2 separate regions of the Homo sapiens genome follow, and region 1 is linked to region 2. Evidence: read pairs that join two places in POLR2A ChIA-PET (ENCODE). Cell type or tissue: Panc1. All regions are shown on one strand. Each heading gives the region's core, and the rest is flanking DNA. Links, peaks and the distances in the headings are about the cores only. Region 1 overlaps ID4 (inhibitor of DNA binding 4). Region 2 has its middle 110 kb from the start of LNC-LBCS.

The links. ChIA-PET counts read pairs that join two places held together with the same protein. Peaks named below come from ENCODE experiments on the same cell type or tissue, not always from the same donor. Only the 100,000 strongest peaks of a DNase experiment are listed, where the experiment ranks them.
Region 1: POLR2A ChIA-PET joins it to region 2 with 23 read pairs; 6 of 35 experiments call an interaction of 5 or more read pairs at or near these places.

Annotation. Positions count from the first base shown.
Region 1 is chr6:19,839,767-19,843,689 of GRCh38, reverse strand. ID4 (inhibitor of DNA binding 4) reads right to left here. Exons shown (of 3, transcript NM_001546.4): 3 at 1,493-3,923. Among named protein-coding and RNA genes, the nearest start is that of ID4, 4.4 kb to the right of the region's middle. In Panc1, for the core only: no CTCF peak of the experiment used is centred there; no DNase peak of the experiment used is centred there; H3K27ac peaks cover 1,740 bases.
Region 2 is chr6:19,690,141-19,706,856 of GRCh38, reverse strand. No RefSeq gene overlaps it. Among named protein-coding and RNA genes, the nearest start is that of LNC-LBCS, 110 kb to the left of the region's middle. RefSeq lists an enhancer at 14,926-15,429. In Panc1, for the core only: no CTCF peak of the experiment used is centred there; a DNase peak (open chromatin) is centred at 8,764.

The DNA.
Region 1 (3,923 bases), core at 1,374-3,873, 140 kb before region 2:
TAGTATTTGAAAAACATTTAAAATATTTAAGAGGATATTTAAATAAATACTTAAGAAACAGTCTATGAACTTGCATGAAGAACTCTACAAGTACAATACTTTCCTTCGGAAATTAAACTTTGAAATAAAAGATAGCATTTTAAAATGTGACTTGTATATGCCTGCCCAAAGTCCTGATAGGTATTTTATATCATAAAGAATTGGGAAACAGTAACTAAAGGCAAATAATAGTGCCTTGTTTCACCAGGAATTTGCATATTGTGCTAATATTAATGTAATCTCTTAGAAAATTCTCATCTAAAGTGTGAGGTTTCTTATTAAAAAAAATTTCATGGGTTCATGTAGAAAATTTTTCATGGGTCTCTTTATTTAAACATTTTAAGTTCAATTCCTCTTCAGTTATATCTTAGCCAGTGGAATACAGATAATGCATTTTGTTCTTCTTTCCCCAGAAACTGAAGTGTTTACTCTTATGGACTCAGAGGGGCTTTTCAAGTTACTTCAATTTTTACAGCTCTTTTCATATCCCATGTGTGGATTTACTGTGAAGACTTATGAATGATGGAACTCCAGCAGCCTCACCATGGCCTTACTTTGGCTTTGGTAAGTATAGAAAACCTTTGGCAATGTGGTTGAGACCTAAGTTTTAACACTTAGGCAAAACTTTTTAGCAGGAGCCAGAATATGAATAAATATGAAGGAGGCACTTGAATGCAAAACACACTTTACAAATTCATAGCAAATTTGAGAGCATTTTCAATTAAGTATATATGACTGCGGGTTGTCTCCCTTGAACAAATTAGTTCTCGTTTGTAAGGGTTATATCTTTTAAAGTATCGATCAAATCAGTGCTCAAGGTAGAACTGTAAGTAAAGTTACAATCCTAAAACCTTTTGGGCAATGGTTCTAATTAATATAACTAATATTTTAGCAAAATATCCTGGGTTGTAATTGAAAGAAATCATCTGGGTCTGAAGAATACCTACTGAGGGCAGCCCTATTAAGATTCATTCTGAGACGGGTTAAATTAATTTCCTGGACTTGCAAAGCAGAAACGGGAAGGTTTTCCTTCCTCATAAGCCTGCAGGGTTTGGTGTTTGGCCCTGTCGAGACCCAAAGGCTATCTAGGCTGATTAACATATATATAATTAAAGTGCACCAGCTAGAAAGGCAGAGCCAGTTTCATTTGGCTCTGTACTACTGTGAAATAAATTGTCTGCATTGTTTAACTTTTTTTTTTTAATTAGTTTTCCCTGGACGTCATCCTGCTGCCTTCTTTAGGAATATTGCTTCCTATCCTAAGCAGGGACTAGAGTAGAGAAGCTTTCTCCAGCATTCAAACTAGATTTTCTTTCCATTCATATCGCCACTTTTCATAACATGGTAAGAAACACTGTAAATAATTGAGGTGATCCATCAAGAGACCCATTCTGGATAATGAAAAATTGCATAACTCAGTAAAAGTCAATTAAAAACCACAAACTCCAGAGCCTTTTGCTCAGTGAAGATTTATTGTTATAGAAGGCAACTAATACAATAGATTTGTGGGCTCGAAATTTTAAAAAGTTCTAAAAAGGCAGTTAAAGCTTGACAATAAACTTGAGTAAGGTTTACACAATATCAAAGTATATTAGTTCTTTGAAATGAAAAGGTATTTTTTTTCTTCCTTTAACATTGAGATGTCTGAGATGTCAGGATTTTGTAGCATTCTTAGAAACAACATCCACTGTGTGGGATACTTTTTTTCCTTCTGGAGTTTTAAACCAGTCTGACTCTTTGGTTGTGCCTATACAATGAAAAGTCTACAAATGAAATGAGAGAAGTCAGGATATTTTCCTTTGTTAAACTAAGTAGCTGAATAATTAGAACTACCTAGATAAAAGACTCAAAATGTTTTTGTTATCTGGTTGCCTGGTTAGGACATAGCCAACATTTCAATGGAATGTAGTATCTTGTACAACTGCATATAATTTTTTAAAAAATAAACAATGACTTTGTTTCTTTAGATACATCAAATGCTGCTTGAGTGGCCAAAGGGAAAATGCCAACTCTTTGAAATGTAGTATCTGTAGCACTTTTCTTCTTTCAGTAGTTTTTCATGCCCCAAATACAAACTTTAAGGAGTAACATCTATCCTCAAAACCCAAAAATACCCATTTGTTTTGAGGTTCACAGTCCACCAGTATAAGTTTTAAACTGCGCCAAAAGGCTTAGGTAGGGTTCAGCAGTCAGGCATGACAGATGCATAATTCTAACCAACAGTGCACATGTGACATGCTTCCTACTGAAATTAAACTGCCAAATAAAAAGGAAGGATTGTGCCCTTTTTAATAACAAAGAATGCAGTCGTTAGAATTCTTCAGATTTGGAATTCCAGCAGCACTCTAGTGTTTTCTTCTTGATGTGTGACAAGAATGAATAATATCAAAAATAAAAATAAACCTCATCTAAACAAGCAGTTCTTTGACTTTATAACGTTCAACATCAAATTCTCAAAATACTCAAGACCAGTAAATTATCAGAGCTGAGGAAATAACATGCTGAGGACAGAATCAATTTTTAAACATTTTGATTGATTTTAACCTGCTAGCATTAGTTTTGTTCATTTCTGTTTAGACATTGCCACTTCAACTGACTACTAGGGACCATGGTATTTCATATTCATATAAATATCTGAATTTGACCTCATAAGAAGTCCCTTGGGTCTATAATACTTTTATTCTTGTATAATCTGAAACAAATCCTTTCCTTTTAAAAATCAAACAGACCACGTTATACACACAGTTGACTATTTACAAAGCACCCAATTAAATCCTACTTAATTCTTTCACTCTAAAAATTCCATCTAACTTGTGTGTAAAGTACCCATAACATTAAATGCATAATGTTCACAAACCCTGATAGTCCTATCTAACCTAGAAAATATTACCTTCCTTAAGGAGAAAAAAGAGCCTTAAAAGAAAAATAAGAGTAAGGTTTTAAAGAAATGAGACCAGAAATCACAGTACAAGACAGAGAAATCTACTTTAATATTCACATGTAAAAGTTACACATCACAAGAGATTGGACAGTAGCTTAGCGTAACATAGCTATAGTGAAAATCATTTTTATAAAAAAATAATCTAGATGCGGTCATCAGAATTTTTGGTCTGCTTAAGTTAATGTTTGAAGATCGACTTTTATCCCTGCTTGAAGGATTTGCCATTATGCCTTTTTTTTCTCCCACTGTTGCCTATTAATTCTTTGGAGGAAGGAAAGCAGAAAGTGTTCATTTCCAAGAGTTTGTCCTTTGGTAGCAAGCAGAGAACATTTTTTTCATTTCCATGATTTAAATAATCTGTACAGACATGAAACTTAGTGACATTAAGCTTTAGTGTAAAATGAAGAGTAATAAGCAATTTTTTTTCACTTTGATAAAACAGCAGATTTCGTAAACTCCTTAAGGATCCAAGCATTTCCTCATCCCATATGCAAAATCATTCAGAATCCATTTTGACCTCAGTTGAAAAACAAAAACAAACACTTACTCTGTATATATTACACTATAAAACCCTGTACTTAAAAACTGATAAGGTGTATTTTCAACATGTATGCTTCAAATACAAAGATTTCAATCTACATTTAAAAAAACACATTTGAATGGACTCAGAACAAGTTTAATTTGTGATTAAACATCTCATGCAATCATGCAAGACCACTAGCTATAACTGTTACTTCCGAGTCTATACTGGGCAAAACAAAAGCAAATTAAGAGCCAGGCCAAACAGAAAAGACATTCAAGATATCAAGAGCTCTGTAATTGAGCTGAAAAATGATTTTCCAAAAGAAATATTCCCATAGATTAAAAAAAAACACACACATAATATTTACAAAAAAATATTTAATTAAAAATATCTTATAATTACAGTATCTATTAAAGCATA
Region 2 (16,716 bases), core at 7,463-9,962:
TTTGACTGTACCATGGCTTCCACCCTTTCAGATTCCATGGACATCAAAATATTGTGCCCTAGTTTTTACTTACGACTTTGACACACCTGGGGCCAGTGAAGTAAGATATGGAAGAAAAATGCTGTGTCCCTTGGGACTGGAAAACTCAGCCACAGCCATCAGAAATTTCTGAAAATGCCAAGTAAATGTTGGTAATGAGGAAAACCTAACACACTCACTCAATGGCACTAGGTACAGCATTGTCTAAAAAAGAAAGACGTGAGATGTGCTAGGATCAAATTTATTTACATGGGTCTACCTCTGGACTCATAATTCACCAACCAATATACTCCAAACCCTTTCTGGAGGGACAGTTCTTTAACAGCATTTAAGGAAGTTGATGAGCATTTGGAGACTTCGTACATTTGCTAAGACTGAGATAGTCTCACGGCTGGTGTCATGAAACAGGAAAGCCCCCTTTAGGGTTTAGTGAGGTTCACTCTCCAAACTCATGGGATCAAATGGAAGTAAATCGGCTAAAGGCTTTTACAGAGTAACCAACATGTTTCCCCAAATTTTCACATGTAGCACAAAGAGACAAGAATGGAGTCACAACACTAGAACTTACTTTGTGATTGAAAAGTGTGGGATAGGGAATGAGGTGGTGAAAGTTACATGCTAGCATGCATGCTAAGCTGTCCGTTATTAGTCCATCAATTTCATGAAGGCTTCTCTGATCTTTGACTTCTGTTTTTCTCTCTCCAAACAAAAGAACCGTAAAATCTTGGGAATCCCTTGAATAGAGAGCCACAGTTGTTCTTAATAAAAATTACAGTAGAAGGATCATGGCAATGTATAGAGTCTGCCGATACTCATACTGTGGACATGAGTTTGATTTTTAAATGTGTAATTAAGGTAATTCAGAATGATGACGAACAGGAGAACTCCCGATAGGTGACACAAAGGCCTACTGGCATTCTCCTTCAAGTAAGGAAAGAAAAGTCTGTTTGGCATCGGTAGAGCGTTTGATGCCAAACAGGATGTCTCAGCATTATGATTCAGTAATTACTCTCACCATCTTTAAATAGAAACAAAACTTATTCTCAGTTACTGGTTAAGAATCTTCTAAGAATGAAGTTATATGACTAAAATGGTTGTCTATGCAATTGCTTCCAGACTCATCTAGGAAAGAACAGAGCATCTAATATTCAGGTCAGAGAATCTGCGTGACAAGGTGCCCCAAATTTGGGGCCAAGACCTAACTGTTTCTACTTAGTCACTTTTTATTTTATTTTATTTTATTTTATTTTATTTTATTTTATTTTTTTTGAGATAGAGTCTCGCTCTGTTGCCCAGGCTGGAGGGCCATGGGCCGATCTCAGCTCACTGCTGCCTCTGCCTCCCAGGTTGCAGCTATTCTCCTGCCTCAGCCGAATAGCTGGGATTATAGGCGCCCACCACCAAGCCCAGCCTAATGTTTTGTATTTTTAGTAAAGACATGTTTCGGCATGTTGGCCAGGCTGGTCTTGAACTCCTGGCCTCAGGTGATCCACCCACCTTGGCCTCCCCAAAGTGCTAGGATTACAGGCATGAGCCACCGCACCTGGCCTCAGTCACATTTTAAAACTAACTTAGCGTGCAATGAATACTCCTATATGTCCATTTTTTTTTTAAATCAGAGCCTGTGTCTACTGTAGAATCTATTCAACTGAAGGGTCTAACCTCTAATAACATCATGCTTTTTTGCCTACTCTAAGTTCTATATAAAATTTCCTCCAGTTTCTCTCCCCAACTATGGCCCCATCTCTCAAGGAGAGACCTGCTGAAAGCCTCGGACTCTAGGGCACTTTCCCATATGTTCAGCATCCTCACTCTACCACCAGCTTGTCCCCTCCAGGTCCATCCACAGTCCTGGTGCAGTCCGTGTTCTTCCTGCTACATTTGGGACCATTTCTCTGTGGAAGTAGAGAAATGCACTTCTGGGTTTCAAAAAGCAAAAGCTAGTATTTCTTCTGTCTCAGAAGCCTGTGCTTACTTTGAACCACAGTGATTAAAGATCCTAGGTGACCAGGGATACCTTGGGTTTAGACATGATATAGGTTAATTGACAAGATTTTCATAGTGGAGCAGAGACAGGAGAAACGATGGGAAATCATTGCAGCCATATGTGACTCTATGAAGCTGTTTGGCATCCATAGGCTTATGTCTGGAAGTTATTCATGTTTTTGTTTCCTTTTTTTTCTGAGATGGAGTTTCGCTCTTGTTGCCCAGGCTGGAATGTAGTTGCGCGATCTCGGCTCACTGCAACCTCCGCCTCCCGGGTTCAAGTGATTCTCCTGCCTCAGGCTCTCAAGTAACTGGGATTACAGGTGTCCGCCACCACGCCTGGCTAATTTGTTGTCTTTTTAGTAGAGATTGGGTTTCACCATGTTGGCCAGGCTGGTCTCGAACTCCTGACCTCAGGTAATCCACCCGCCTCGGCCTCCCAAAGTGCTAGGATTACAGGCCTGAGCCACCGCGCCCGGCCCATTGTTTCCTTAGAATGATTATACAAAATATATTCTTTGTGATAGCTGAAATAACACAAAGACTGCTACATATTTTAGCAATAATACTAAACTTTAAGCAAAACATATTTGACAATATAAAGAATAAATAACATATTTATTCTTAATATTAATTGTGAATGAACAATAGTGATCATTATTACCAGCAATACATTATTTAAGTCATAAAAACCAACATTTACTACTTCATGCCCTGCACTGTACCAAGCGCATCACACATATTGTCTTATTTAATATTCATAATAAGTCCATATGGCTATTATTATTATGACTACTACCCCTCATTTCCAGATGAGGAGGTTAAAGTATACAGAGTTTAAATTAAATGCCAAGGTCCGGCCCCTTTAAAATGCATGAGCCAGGGATCAGACAGAAGCATTATGGTAGCAGAGCCTTTACTCTGAATCTCTGGGCCATTGATAGCCAGGCAGAGCATTTTCAGAGTGATTTCTGTGCTTAAGGATTTTTTGATGCACAAAATACAAAAAGACAGGACAAATGAAGTCTGTGTCTTTGTGACTTGTCCTCCTGTAACCTTAACTGAATGGTTCTAATACAAGACTTTTTAAATTCTGGGCTTGAGATATAAAAAGCCAGTATTATTATTATCATTATTTATTTATTTATTTTTCTTTGAGACAGAGTCTCTCTCTGTCATCCAGGCTGGAGTGCAGTGGTGCGATCTCGGCTCACTGCAAGCTCTGCCTCCTGGGTTCACGCCATTCTCCTGCCTCAGCCTCCCGAGTAGCTGGGACTACAGGCGCCCGCCACCACACCCAGCTAATTTTTTGTATTTTTAGTGGAGACGGGGTTTCACTGTGTTAGCCAGGGTTGTCTTGATCTCCTGACCTCATGATCCACCCACCTCGGCCTCCCAAAGTGCAGGGATTACAGGCGTGAGCCACTGCGCCCGGCCAAAGCCAATATTATTAAGGGGGTGACGATTCATTACAAATCTGTACCTCATCAAATCAGGATATTTAAGCGTAATGTAACTTGCGTGAGTTTCCGTGTGACTTCTCTGCTCCACATTTATTGTGTGGCCTCCCCGACATGGGGGTCCTCTACCAAGATCTGGCTTGTAGGGGCTACAGTGCTCTGAGAAACAGTATCATCAATTGCGTAAAGGAAGGCAGGGAGTCCAAATCTGGACAGAAATGCATTGAAATGACCAAGGCAATGGTAACTAGTGACAAAAGAGAAGAAGCTGGGTAGTCAGGAACTGTTGGAGACGTTGGAGATGTTTACGGAATCTTGATTACTTCCCGTCTACGAGGATAAAGGGTTTGTTCTGAAGGATAGAAAACTGGTTTTCTATCTTGATTCTGCATATACAAAGACACTTCCTGCGGTGTTTGTTTATTCCTTTGGCTTTGTTCTCAAACTACAGACCAAGATGATTTTTTCCTTGATATATAATTTTCAATTAATACCACCTGTCGCCATCCTATAACACCACCTGTCCCCATCCTACATTGGCTCTTATTTCTCCCTATAGTCTCCAGACACCCCCACCAATCTCCAAGTTGCCATGTGGAATGACACAGTAAAGTTGTTTGGAATAGCATGATTTTTTTTTTAATTAACTTTAAGTTTTAGGGTGCATGTGCACATTGTGCAGGTTAGTTACATATGTATACATGTGCCATGCTGGTGCACTGCACCCACTAACTCGTCATCTAGCATTAGGTATATCTCCCGATGCTATCCCTCCCCCCTCCCCCCACCCCACAACAGTCCCCAGAGTGTGATATTCCCCTTCCTGTGTCCATGTGATATTGTTCAATTCCCACCTATGAGTGAGAATATGCGGTGTTTGGTTTTTTGTTCTTGCGATAGTTTACTGAGAATGATGATTTCCAATTTCATCCATGTCCCTACAAAGGACATGAACTCATCATTTTTCATGGCTGCATAGTATTCCATGGTGTATATGTGCCACATTTTCTTAATCCAGTCTATCATTGTTGGACATTTGGGTTGGTTCCAAGTCTTTGCTATTGTGAATAATGCCTCAATAAACATATGTGTGCATGTGTCTTCACAACAGCATGATCTATAGTCCTTTGGGTATATACCCAGTAATGGGATGGCTGGGTCAAATGGTATTTCTAGTTCTAGATCCCTGAGGAATCGCCACACTGACTTCCACAATGGGTGAACTAGTTTACAGTCCCACCAACAGTGTAAAAGTGTTCCTATTTCTCCACATCCTCTCCAGCACCTGTTGTTTCCTGACTTTTTAATGATTGCCATGGAATAGCATGATTTTTAAAACTATAAACCAATGTATCTGGTTTTATTGTTACCAAATCTCATTCTCCTTTTGTGCTACATTTAGATGTTGGAGGGGAGAACAGCTGTGCCATCAGTGGAAGGGTGGCTGCTGGGCTGGTTCACATGGCTGCAGCCCCCCAAGGTCAAATCAGATACTGAGACTGAAAAGCAGAGATGTTCTGGTAGGAAACAAGACAGGATAGGAAACAAAATAGCCAAAAGGCCCAAGTGGTGGAAATGAGTATTTCCAGTCTATCCTAAGTGCCTTCACATGGCTTCAGTTGTTGAAACCTATGTTCTCATAGGTTGGAAATTCAGGTCAGAAGAGGTCTGCACCTCAGTAGAGTAGGCCACTGAAGAGCTCATTTAAACAAACTTCTCTCCTTCAGAGTTCCCAGTGTGGGAGATCGCCACTTACTCATTATGCACATAATATTATCCAATATATACATATTGTATATTACGTAGTATATATACCACATTTATAATATACACTAATATATCACCTTTATCAACTATAATAACACATTTATAATCAATAATTATAATTATTAATATAAAATAATTAACACATATTACTAGTATATAAAATATATTCTATTTATGTATAAATATTTATATGTGATATTAATATAGACATATTTATGTATATATTGTATTAATAGGTATCCATCTATACAGCTATTACATATATATACCATCTATCAACATGTATATACATATGCACATACATAGAGATGGCATAGGAAATATGTCTTTGGACTGAATTTCTGCCTTGTCCCTTGATTTAGTCTCTCTTTCCCTAATCCTGGACTAGTGGAGAATTTTTTCGAGAATGTAAAATAAACTCTTTGTACTTCCTTTAAATTCCAGCAAGAGTTTGATTTATTATGAAGCAGAAAAGTCATTTAATTTTTTATTTGAATTTGATACTATGGCTATCATGAAACAAGTGTTTAGCAAAGGCAAAAATCGCAACTACATAGATTTTGTATATTTGTTTATGGTTTTGGATGTAAATCAAAGTTAATTTTTGGGTAGAATTTGAGCACTGGCTAAATGACGTGCTATGTATCGTCTTGCTTATCTGTTTGTGCACACAAGTAGAAAGCTTGTCACTTTTCACAATACATAGGGTACTGATATTTTGTTATGTGGATTATACTTACAGAAGCTGTTTGGAAACCTTCTTAGCAGTTTGAAAGTATGAGTCCATATTTTTAAAAATTGAATGACTTTTTACCTTAACCACTGATAATTTTTGTATTCTTCCGATATTCAACAAAAATTCACAAATAGCATTCAAGTAAAAACAAAACAAAACAAGAAATCATTGCATAAGGAGAAAACATATGCTGAGCACTTTTTACAAAAGTAATAAGCAGGTCTCTTTTAAGAGTTTCATTACAGTAAAATAGATTTTTTTTCCCCTATACCTACTGAGACACTAGCAGTTTGAGACTCCTGAATTATATTATGTTTGATAATTTCCTGTTGCATTAGTGAGTTTCCATTTGGTTATACACATTTCCTGATAAAGCACCATTATTCCTATGGCTATGAGGAAAGTATAATCTGATTATGTAGCCACTTTTATTATAACTGTAGCTAATGTGATAATATACACCATGTTATTACAGAAATGTTTTGTGGTGTTTTCACTTTTGAAAAAGGGCTGACAGGCTCAGAGAACGAACAGGAGAGACAAGGAAGATTGGAACAGATCAACAAAGTATGCCCTTGATAAAGCATGTCGACCCCACAGTTGTGTAATGCAATTTATTCTCCTGGGAAGAATGAAGAAAACGGGGGGCTGTTCCTCTTGTCACAAATCAGGAAGACACACTGTGTCTGAAGGCAGAAATCACCTGTCTCTTGTGTCTGGGAGGAAACCTGTCAACAGGGTAGGCAATGAAGATTAGCTCATTAGACCAGATCGGTTCTCTCACTGAGACAGAGTACACCACTAAGTCATTCAAGTCCAACACATCTTACACCAACCAAGTATGATGCTATACGGTGTAAATACAACAGTGAGAAAAACAGGCTCCCTGTTTTTTAAGCAGCTTATGTCATTTAATAATGACAAGACAATGTCATGGGAGACGTGCAAACTAATAATTATAATGCATTGTAATGAATGCTATAAAAGAGGTTTTGACCAGATGTCTGGAAGGTGGAGTAGGAGCTCCAGGTGGGGAGGTAGCCAGGGGTGTGTCGGGCAGGGAGAGTGAGCATTGTGGTAGGAGCATGTGCAGAGGCATTGGGGTTGGCAGGCTAAAGCGAGATGTGAGGACATGACGTGCTCTGACAAATATTCTGAACGTTATTCCATGGTGGGGGTGGGGAAGGTGGCCCACAAAAGTTTTCAGGAAGAGCAATAATAGTTCAAATTTGTGTTCTGGAGTTTTGGAAAGATGAGCCTGGAAACAATGTGCAGGATGGGAAAGGAGGAGCAACTCCCTATTGAACAACTGGAAAGAGGAAAACCAGAAGAAAAGGGTGACCATCTAAACGAACGCCACATACCAGATTTGAGGAAAAGTGTATTTTTACAAATATATAAATGTATAAAAACATAAATATAAATCTGCAGATTGTTATCAGTTCTTAAGGTAAAATCAGTTGACTGCAGGAGTTGAAGGGAAAGCAGGATTGAAAGGAACTATGAGATTTCTGGCTTGGGTGACTAGGTAACTGGTTGGTTCCAGTAATTCATGAGGAAACAGCTTGGCCAATGGGTTTGATTTGAGATGTAGTAATTTTGAGGTAACTCCCAGGACATCCAGGTAGAGATGCCCAGAGATTACTAAATATATGCACTTGGAGCTCAAGAAACTTCTGAGTTCAGGGTATTGGTGGTAATTAGGGCTTGGGAAGTGGATGAAATAACTCACAGAGAGTAGAAGAAGGGGAGGAGAGGCCTGAGGTTGAAACTCTGGGAAGACAGATCTTCAGGCAGCACACAGGGAAGAACTAGTGAGGGAGACCAAGAAGTGGGCAGAGGGGAAGGAGGAGAAAAGAGAGGAAAAGGTTGGCCACGCACGGTGGCTCATGCCTGTAATCCCAGCACTTTGGGAGGCCGAGGCGGGCAGATCACAAGGTCAAGAGGTCGAAACCCATCTTAGCCAACATGGCGAAACCCCGTCTCTACTAAAAATACAAAAAATTGGCCAGGCGCAGTGGCTCATGCCTGTAATCCCAGCACTTTGGGAGGCCAAGGAGGGCGGATCACCTGAGGTCGGGAGTTTGAGACTAGCCTGACCAACATGGAGAAACCCCGTCTCTACTAAAAATACAAAATTAGCCAGGCGTGGTGGCACATGCCTGTAATCCCAGCTACTAGGGAGGCTGAGGCAAGAGAATCGCTTGAACCCAGTAGGTGGAGTTTGCAATGAGCTGAGATCGCGCCACTGCACTCCAGCCTGGTGACAGAGCAAGACTCTGTCTCCAAAAAAAAAAAAAAAAAAAAAAAAAAAAGAGGGAAAAAGGAAAAGGTAAAATGGTAGTTTAGAGAAGAGAGTTAGAGAGTTAGTTTCCAGATGAAAGATTCAACTATGTCAGAGACCCCTGGGAAATTAAGAAAAATAAAGACTGAGAAGGGTCTCTACATGGAAAATTAGGAGGAATCAGAGACAGTGGATGCAAAGTACTTTTTTCCAGAGGTGTGGTAGCAAAAGGAAGATATGCAGTAAGGAAGGGGTAAGGAAAGTTTATAGCTGGTGAGACCTGAGCTAGTGTGTACTGTGAGAAAACAAATAAGGTGTGATATAAGGATCAGCCTTGGACTGGGGAAGGATCGGTACTGATGTGGAACTAGAGTGGAAAAAAGGTATGTGGTCAAGTTCACATATATCTTTCTTCTGTGATACCAAGTAATTCATCTGAGTCCACTTGTATGTGAAAGCATGCCTCTTTGTGGCCACAGAATGACTCAACTCAGCGTAGTCATCTTGTGAAGATGTATTACTGTTCATAACAATTTCTAAGTGAGGGATGTGGAAAAATCACCACAAACACATCAGCAATGTAACAACAACAAAAACAAAACCGCAAACCCAAACCCCTTAACAGATGTTGTATTTTGATGAGTTAGCAGTATTGTATCATTTTAGTGTTCAAGAGATAGAAAAAAGGTGGTAAGACTTGAATTAACAGGTAACCTCCTTACCTGACACTGTATTCTACCTCACCTTTTTGAGAAAAAAAATCAAATAAAATAAGTATGGTATTATACTATGAAGTTTATAGAAATAAACAATGTAAAATATCCCTCCCTATATTCACTATATATCTACACCTGAAGTGCTAGATATATAGTGAAATTTTATTGAACGTGATGCTCTGAGGCACTGAAAAATATTGACTCATTAAAAATATCAAATTATGTTCAATTTCCTACATGGTAAGGAAAGGAAAACAAGACATTTAAAGATTTTCAATAGGGTTTGGATAAACATGTTTTTTTGACCTCAGGATAAGCAGAAAACCAAATTTACTGCATCTAACATGGGAATTATCCAGACTATAAGAAAATGGGCAAATGAGGAGACATTTCTCAAAAGAAGATATACAAATGGCCAAAAGGGCCGGGCACGGTGGCTCTTGCCTGTAATCCCAGCACTTTGGGAGGCCAAGGCAGGTGGATCACCTGAGGTCAGGAGTTCGAGACCAGCCTGACTAATATGGTGACACCCTGTCTCTACAAAAAATACAAAAATTAGCTGGGTGTGGTGGCATGTGCCTGTAGTCCGAGCTACTCAGGAGGCTGAACTGCTTGAACTCGGGAGGTGGAGGTTGCAGTGAGCCAAGATTGTGCCACTATACTCCAGCCTGGGTGACAGAGGGAGACTCTGCCTCAAAAAAACAAAAAACAAAGAAACAAACAAAAAAAAAACCAAATGGCCAACAGGTATATGAAAAAGTCCTTGACATTGCTAATCATCAGGAAAATGCAAATCAGAACTACAATGAAATATCATCTCATCCTACTTAGAATGGCTATTACCAAAAAGAAAAAAATTAACCAAGAATGCAGAGAAGGGAAAACTGTCATACACTGTTGGTGGGGATGTGAATTAATACAATTATTATGGAAAACAGTATGAAGTTTCCTCAAAAACTTCAGATAGAACTATCACATGATCCAGCAATCCAACTACTGGGTATATATCCAAAGTAAAGGAAATCAATATATCAAAGAGATATATACACTTCCATGTTTATTGTAGCACTACTCACAATAGCCAAGACATGAAATCAACCTGTGTGCATGAATGGATGAATGGATAAAGAAAATGTGGTATGTAAATGTACACAATGGAATACTATTCAGTCATAAATAAGAACAAAATCCTGTCATTCAATGCAACATGGACGAGCTTGGAGGACATTACATTAAGTGAAATAAGCCAGGCACAGAACAACAAATATTGCATATTCTTAATCTTATACAGAAGCTAAAAAAAGTTTATTTTATAGAAGTAGAGAGTAGAACAGTGCTTACTAGAGGCTGGGAAGTGAGGGATAGCCAAAAGTTGGTTGATAAATACAAAATCACAGCTAGATAAAAGGAATAGGTTCTAGTGTTCTATAGTACTATAGGGTGACAGTAATTAACAATTTATTGTATATTTTCAAATAGCTAGAAGAGCAGATTTTGAATGTTTTCAACACAAAGAAATGATAAATGTTTGAAATGATGTATATGCTAATTACTCTGATTTTATTATTACTCATTGTATACTTATATTGAAATAACACTCTGTATCCCATAAATGTGTGCAATTATTATGTATCAATTAAAAATAATTGACACATAAGGCCAGTGACTCATGCCTGTAATCCCAGCACTTTGGGAGGCCAAGGCGGGTGGATTGCTTGAGGCCAGGAGTTTGAGACCAGCCTGGCCAACATAGTGAAACCCTGTCTCTACTAAAAATACAAAAATTAGCTGAGCATAGGGACGTGTGCCTGTAATCCCAGCTACTTGGGAGGCTGAGGCAGGAGAATCACTTCAACCCAGGAGGCAGAGGTTGCAGTGAGCCGAGATTGCACCACTGCACTTAATGTTAGCTCTTAATGAACCACTAGAAATTATGGAAATATCGTGCTTTATAAGGCAAAAAGTGGGTCAAATATATTAGAATTTGAAAATGTTTGTCTCTGCAGAAATGAACTCAATTCAAGCAAGTGTTCATTTGTAGATGTTATTTCTGATTCTGGTTTCAGCTGTGATGTATGACATTGATCATTCACCTGTATGAACCTCAGAATTCTTAGCCGTAATGCAAAATGTTTGTCGAAGATGATCTTCAAGGGCCTGTTCAGTTTTAAAGTGCCGTGTTTCTATATTATATGTAGTTAGCCAAGATTTTCCAATTCAGGTTTCTCTCTCCTGGATCATTTCCTTCAGTTGTCAAATATTCTTAAAAAATATCTCCCATTAAATTTTTTTTCCTCTGTTTACCTCCAGCAACCACAACTTCTCAGAGCAAAACATTTTTGATTGGGTTGTCTATGTTGGTTGTCTCTACGTCTTCACTTTTCATACTGACTTCAAACCCTCTCCAGTAGGGCTCCCATCCACACAACTTCACTGAAACCACTCTTGTCAAGACTAAGAATAATCTTCATTTTGGCAAATCCCTTGGTCAGTTCTCCATCTGTATCTCATTCATTCAATCTGTTTAGCTGTTCTCTCCTATATGAAACAATTATTTCTGTAATCTTTTATGCACCACGCTTGCCTCCTGTTTTCTCCTATCTCACTGGACAGAATCCCCTGCTGGCTATTCTTCCCATTCTCTAAACCAGTGTGTCCAATAGAAATATGACACGAGCCACATATGTGATATTCAGTATCCTAGTATTTAATTTACATGTTAAAAATGTAAAAAATCAATAAAATTGATTTTAATATTATATGTAATTCAATATATACAAATACTGTAATTTCAATAAGTAATCGATATAATTGAGATACTTTGCATTCTTCTTTTAAAAATAAATACTTAAGTTTTCAAAATCCTGTGACTTAACCGTACATCTCAGTTGGGATGAGCATATTTCAAAAGTTCTAAAATAGCCACATATGGCTGCCATATTGGACAGTGAGGTTCTGAATGTTGGATGGCCCAGGGCTTCCATATTGGACAGTGAGGTTCTGAATGTTGGATGGCCCAGGGCTCAATCCTGGAGCCTCTCCTATTTTCTGTCTACAGCCTTTCTCTCTGGTTAACCTGGCTGAGTATCTATTATCTATATGCTGCCTCAGTCATTCAATAAGTGTGTACTGAGTGCCTAATATGTATCAGGGTACCGTGTTTTTGGTACCAGAGGATAAAATAGTAAACAAAATAGTCATAAATCCCCACCCTAAGGGAGACTACTTTCTACTAAGACGGAGACGGACAATAAATAAAATAACTGAGTTAATTATACAGTACAACAGATGGTGAAAACTGCTACAGTAGGAACAGAAAAGTGTGAAGCAGTGTTAGAGAGACAAAGAGGGGGCTTTTTTGTGGACTATTGGAAGGACTTTGGGTTTTACTGTGTCAAGATGGGGAGTCATTATATGGCTTTAAGTAGAGGAAATACCTGGTATGATTTTCATGATAAATGAACATCAGGTTGTGAAGATCATTTTGGCTGCTGTTTTGAGAATATATAATAGAAGTGACAAGAGTGGGCGGAGGACATTGTAAACAGTAGGAGGCTGTTGCAATACTCTAGACTGCAGATGATAGTGGCTTTGACCTGTTACTAGGGCAAGTGGTGAGAAGTCAGATTCTGAAAGAAGTAGTTCAGGCCAAATACATAAAGATGGGAATCATCAATACATACCTAATTTGTCAAATAGGATAGCCACCTGCCACATATGGCTATTTAAATTTAAGCCAATTAAAATAAAATAAAATTAAAATTCAGTTCCTCAGCCACACCAGCCTAACCTGATTTGAGATGCTCAATACGCACACGTGGCTGGTGGCTGCTGTATTGGACAGTGCAGATTTAGAGTATTTTCATCTTCACAGAAAGTTTTTTTTGGCAGTGCTCAGACACATGACATTTAGTGTTCTGGCTTCTTTGCAAATCAACTGCCTGCTGGATTCGTCCACTTACAAATTAGGTTAATGTTATATTAATATATGTCCAATAAGCATCTCATACATAACATGGTCAGTATTTTTGTGCCAGTCTTCAGCTCTATGGTTTCCATTCCCCAGCCTGTATTCCCTTCATTTTCTCCATCCTGGGAAATGGAATCATCATCTGTACTGTCGTCCCAAACTAGGGGGTTCCTGATTCCTCTTTGTCTCCCCACCCATCCTCATCACTTTCAATCCATTAGCAGGTTGATTTGCTTCTACCTCTAATACGTGTCCTGACTATGACCATCTCTGAGCATCTCCACTTCTATCACTCTGATAAAAGCTACCAGCATCTCTCACTTGGATAATGGTGACAGCTTCTAAGTTAGTGTTTTTTAACCCTGATTGTACATTAGAATCACCTGGGAATTGAAAACAACACCACGAAAAACAATGCCTAGGTGCTATTCCATGCAAACAGGTGGGACTTGGTTTTGCAAAATCTTTCCAGGTGATTCAAATGTGCAACCAGGGCTGAGGACCCCTTTCATCCTATCCTCCCCTCCACCTTCATTGTCTACCCTCTACAAAGGAGCTGTTTATCTCCAGCAGCTAGAAAAGAATTTGGCAGCAAATAAATATGTTTGGATGCTTTCTTCATTTGCTTCATTTAAGTTATAAAAGATCCTTTTAAAGTCTTCAGAGACAAGACAGTGACCACAATGATGATGAAGATGATTTATGGGGTGCTTGTACTATGTGCTAGGCACTGAGCTTTTTAATCCTGAAAATAGTCCCCTGAGATGGGCACAAAACACCCATTTTACAGATGAAAACACTGAGATTCAGCAAGGCTAAGTAACTGTTTTGGGGCCTCTAAGGTAATTAAGTGTGAGAACCCAGGTCTGCCTGAGGCCAAGTTCTGACTCCTAAGAACCAAACAAACAAAACACGTAGCCCTTAATAAATACTTATGAAGTAAATAGAATGAATAGCAACTGGTGCATTTTAGAGACTTGTCAAACACTGATATTTAGTTTATGGCTAAGAAAAACAAAAAACTGTCCTTTTTTTATCCCAATATTTTCTGCAGGGTCACTCCTGCATCTTTTCTGCTCCTGTGGAGGACTCAAGTGCTGCCCTGCATTCCTCTTTTTGCCAGTTATTTGTGCAACATGCAGTTTTAGCCTGAAGAATTCCATCTCCTAGCAGCTACCAGGGTTACTTGCAGCCTCAATGATCTTCCTTTGAGGAGAGGGAAAAAAATCCCCTAACTTTGTAATACAGTCCAGCGATGCATGAGAAGCCTTTGTGAAATCATGGGGGGAGAAAAGGAAAATAAAAATGCCGTTCTCCTCTGGAATGTCTCCTAGGACTAGTGAAAAATGCTAATTCTGACAGCAGAAAAATCATTTTAAAATCAAAGCACCTTTGAGTTATATTAGAAATGAGATTAAAATGAGAAGTGGTGAAAGAAAATAATTACATTCTTTCAATCTAGCAGCATCTTATCCCCCTCCAGCTCTGTTCTGGTTTATGATGCCCTAGATATTCTCCCAGGAATGATTTTCCCCGTGACTCCCGATAGACATGCTTTGTGTGCAGGTTGCATGGAAAGGTAGAGGGATGCATGGGCTCTCTGGATTCCCCCAGAATAGGCTGATGGGAGGTTGGAACCTTTTTTCTCCCTTGTTTAACAAAACCCCATAGCTCACTGTTTTTATTTTTAATTACTCCAAGATTAATGCGCGAAAGTGTGCTGATGCTATTAGCCTTCACTATACCGGCTGTATCTGAGTACTCCACGAGATCCAGTTAAAAGTGGGCCACAGCACTTATAAAAGATGGATTTTTCCTTAAGGGCGTGCGCGCGCGTACACACACACACCACACACACCACACACACACCGGAGCCCCTCACCCTGCAGTCTGGAACGCCCCTTTCCACCGCGAATGGGGCTCGTGGAGCCTGCAAAGGAGTCTGCCTTTGGTATGCGCTCTGGGAAAAGGGAGAGCCCTCGGGACGCGCTGTCACCAGGGACGCCTCGCTCCTGGCGCGCCGCTCCCACGTCCCCCGGCCTCCCCCGCCCTGAGTGTGGAAGTGGTGCTCATTCAGCCTTAGGGGGGCATTTCTGCATTCTTTTCCAACAAGATGACGGCCCTTCGCGGCGCCCCTTCCTCCGGCGCCTCTGCCAAGGAGCTGGGGGCGGGAGCCGCGCGCCCAGCCCGCGGCCCAGATGGCGGAGCAGCCCCGAGCGGGGACATTTTCTCAGGCTTTCAAAAAGAGCACTTTCTTTCCTGCCTAATATTTAGCTCCTTCAAATGCAAATGGAGAGGTTGCGCTCCAAGGTTAGCATAACAATTATGGGAAAGCTTTAAATCTGATGCGTTTGTTTACATGATGAAAGGCGGGCAGGATCCGAAAGCTCCAAGGCCCCGGCTTTTCAGCAACTATTTTCTAACTAGTCAACTGCGAGTCAATTTTAGATCACAAAGAAAACCAATTTATATCACGGTGTAGGCTAATTTTGGAGGGAGTTCCACATTATTATCAATTTTTTTTTTTCTTAAATGACCGCTGCTGGAAGAGTGATTTTTCCTTTTCCTTGGCGTCCTGAAGTTTGGTGTAAGCTAATTGGTGTTAGTGATAGGCAAGGAGGTCTTCATTACTGAGAACAATGCGAACCAGGGGATGGGGCGAACGCAGGTAAAGAGTTTTACGGAGAGTTGGTACGGTTTTAGCATAAAATGCATGAAAGCATCTTAGTTTGCCTGTCAAAGTTTATATTTTTTATTCGGCTTAGCTATTTTGGTATTTCAAAAAGGGTTGTGTGGTTTTAAATACTGCTGATGGGTATCAGACCTAGACTTCAGAGGAATGGCATTATCCCACTATGAAACCATTAATTTCTAGGCATCAACAGTGAGAACTGGGCAAAGCACATGAGATGTCTAAGATCTGCCAGGAAAAGGACCATGAAGGACTTGCCTGTGGTCAAGAATCTACATCTCAGGTCTTTTTTCCCCACTTCCTCTTTCCCTCTCTCCCTCCCTCCCTTCCGCTTCCGGTCCAGGAGACTTTTTCCAAACTTTCTTCCCGGGGGCCATCCTCTCACCTGTCATACACAGAAAAGTGAATTCTTGTTATCAGAAAGGGGCCCAATCCAGATCCCAAGAGAAGGCTCTTGGATCTCACACAAGAAAGTATTCCAGGCAAGTTTATTAAGAAAGCAAGTTTATTGAAAGCAAATCTGTTAAGAAAGCAAAGGAATAAAGAATGGCAACTCCACAGACAGAGCAGCAGCTTGGGCTGCTCCACGGATAATACTTAACAGTTATTTCTTGGTTATATGTTAAACAAGGGGTGTATTCTTCATGAGTCTTCTGGGAAAGGGGTGGACAGTTCCCGGAACTGAGGTTTCCTCCCCCTTTTAGACCATATAGGGTAGCTTCCTGATGTTGCCATGGCATCTGTAAACTGTCATGATGCTGTTGGGTGTGTCTTTTAGCATGCTAATGCATTATAATTAGCATATAATGAGCAGTGAGGACAACCAGAGGTCACTTTCTTTGCCATCTTGACTTTGGTGGGATTTGGTAGCTTCTTTTACCGCATGCTGTTTTATCAGCAAGGTCTTTATGACCTGTATCTTGTGCCGACCTCCCATCTCATCTTGTGAGTAATACCACCTGGGAATACAGCCCAGTGGGATCTCGGTCTTTTTTTACCCAACCCCTATTCAAGATGGAGTTGCTTTGGTTCAAATACCTCTGACACTCTTATTGAAATTCTGTGA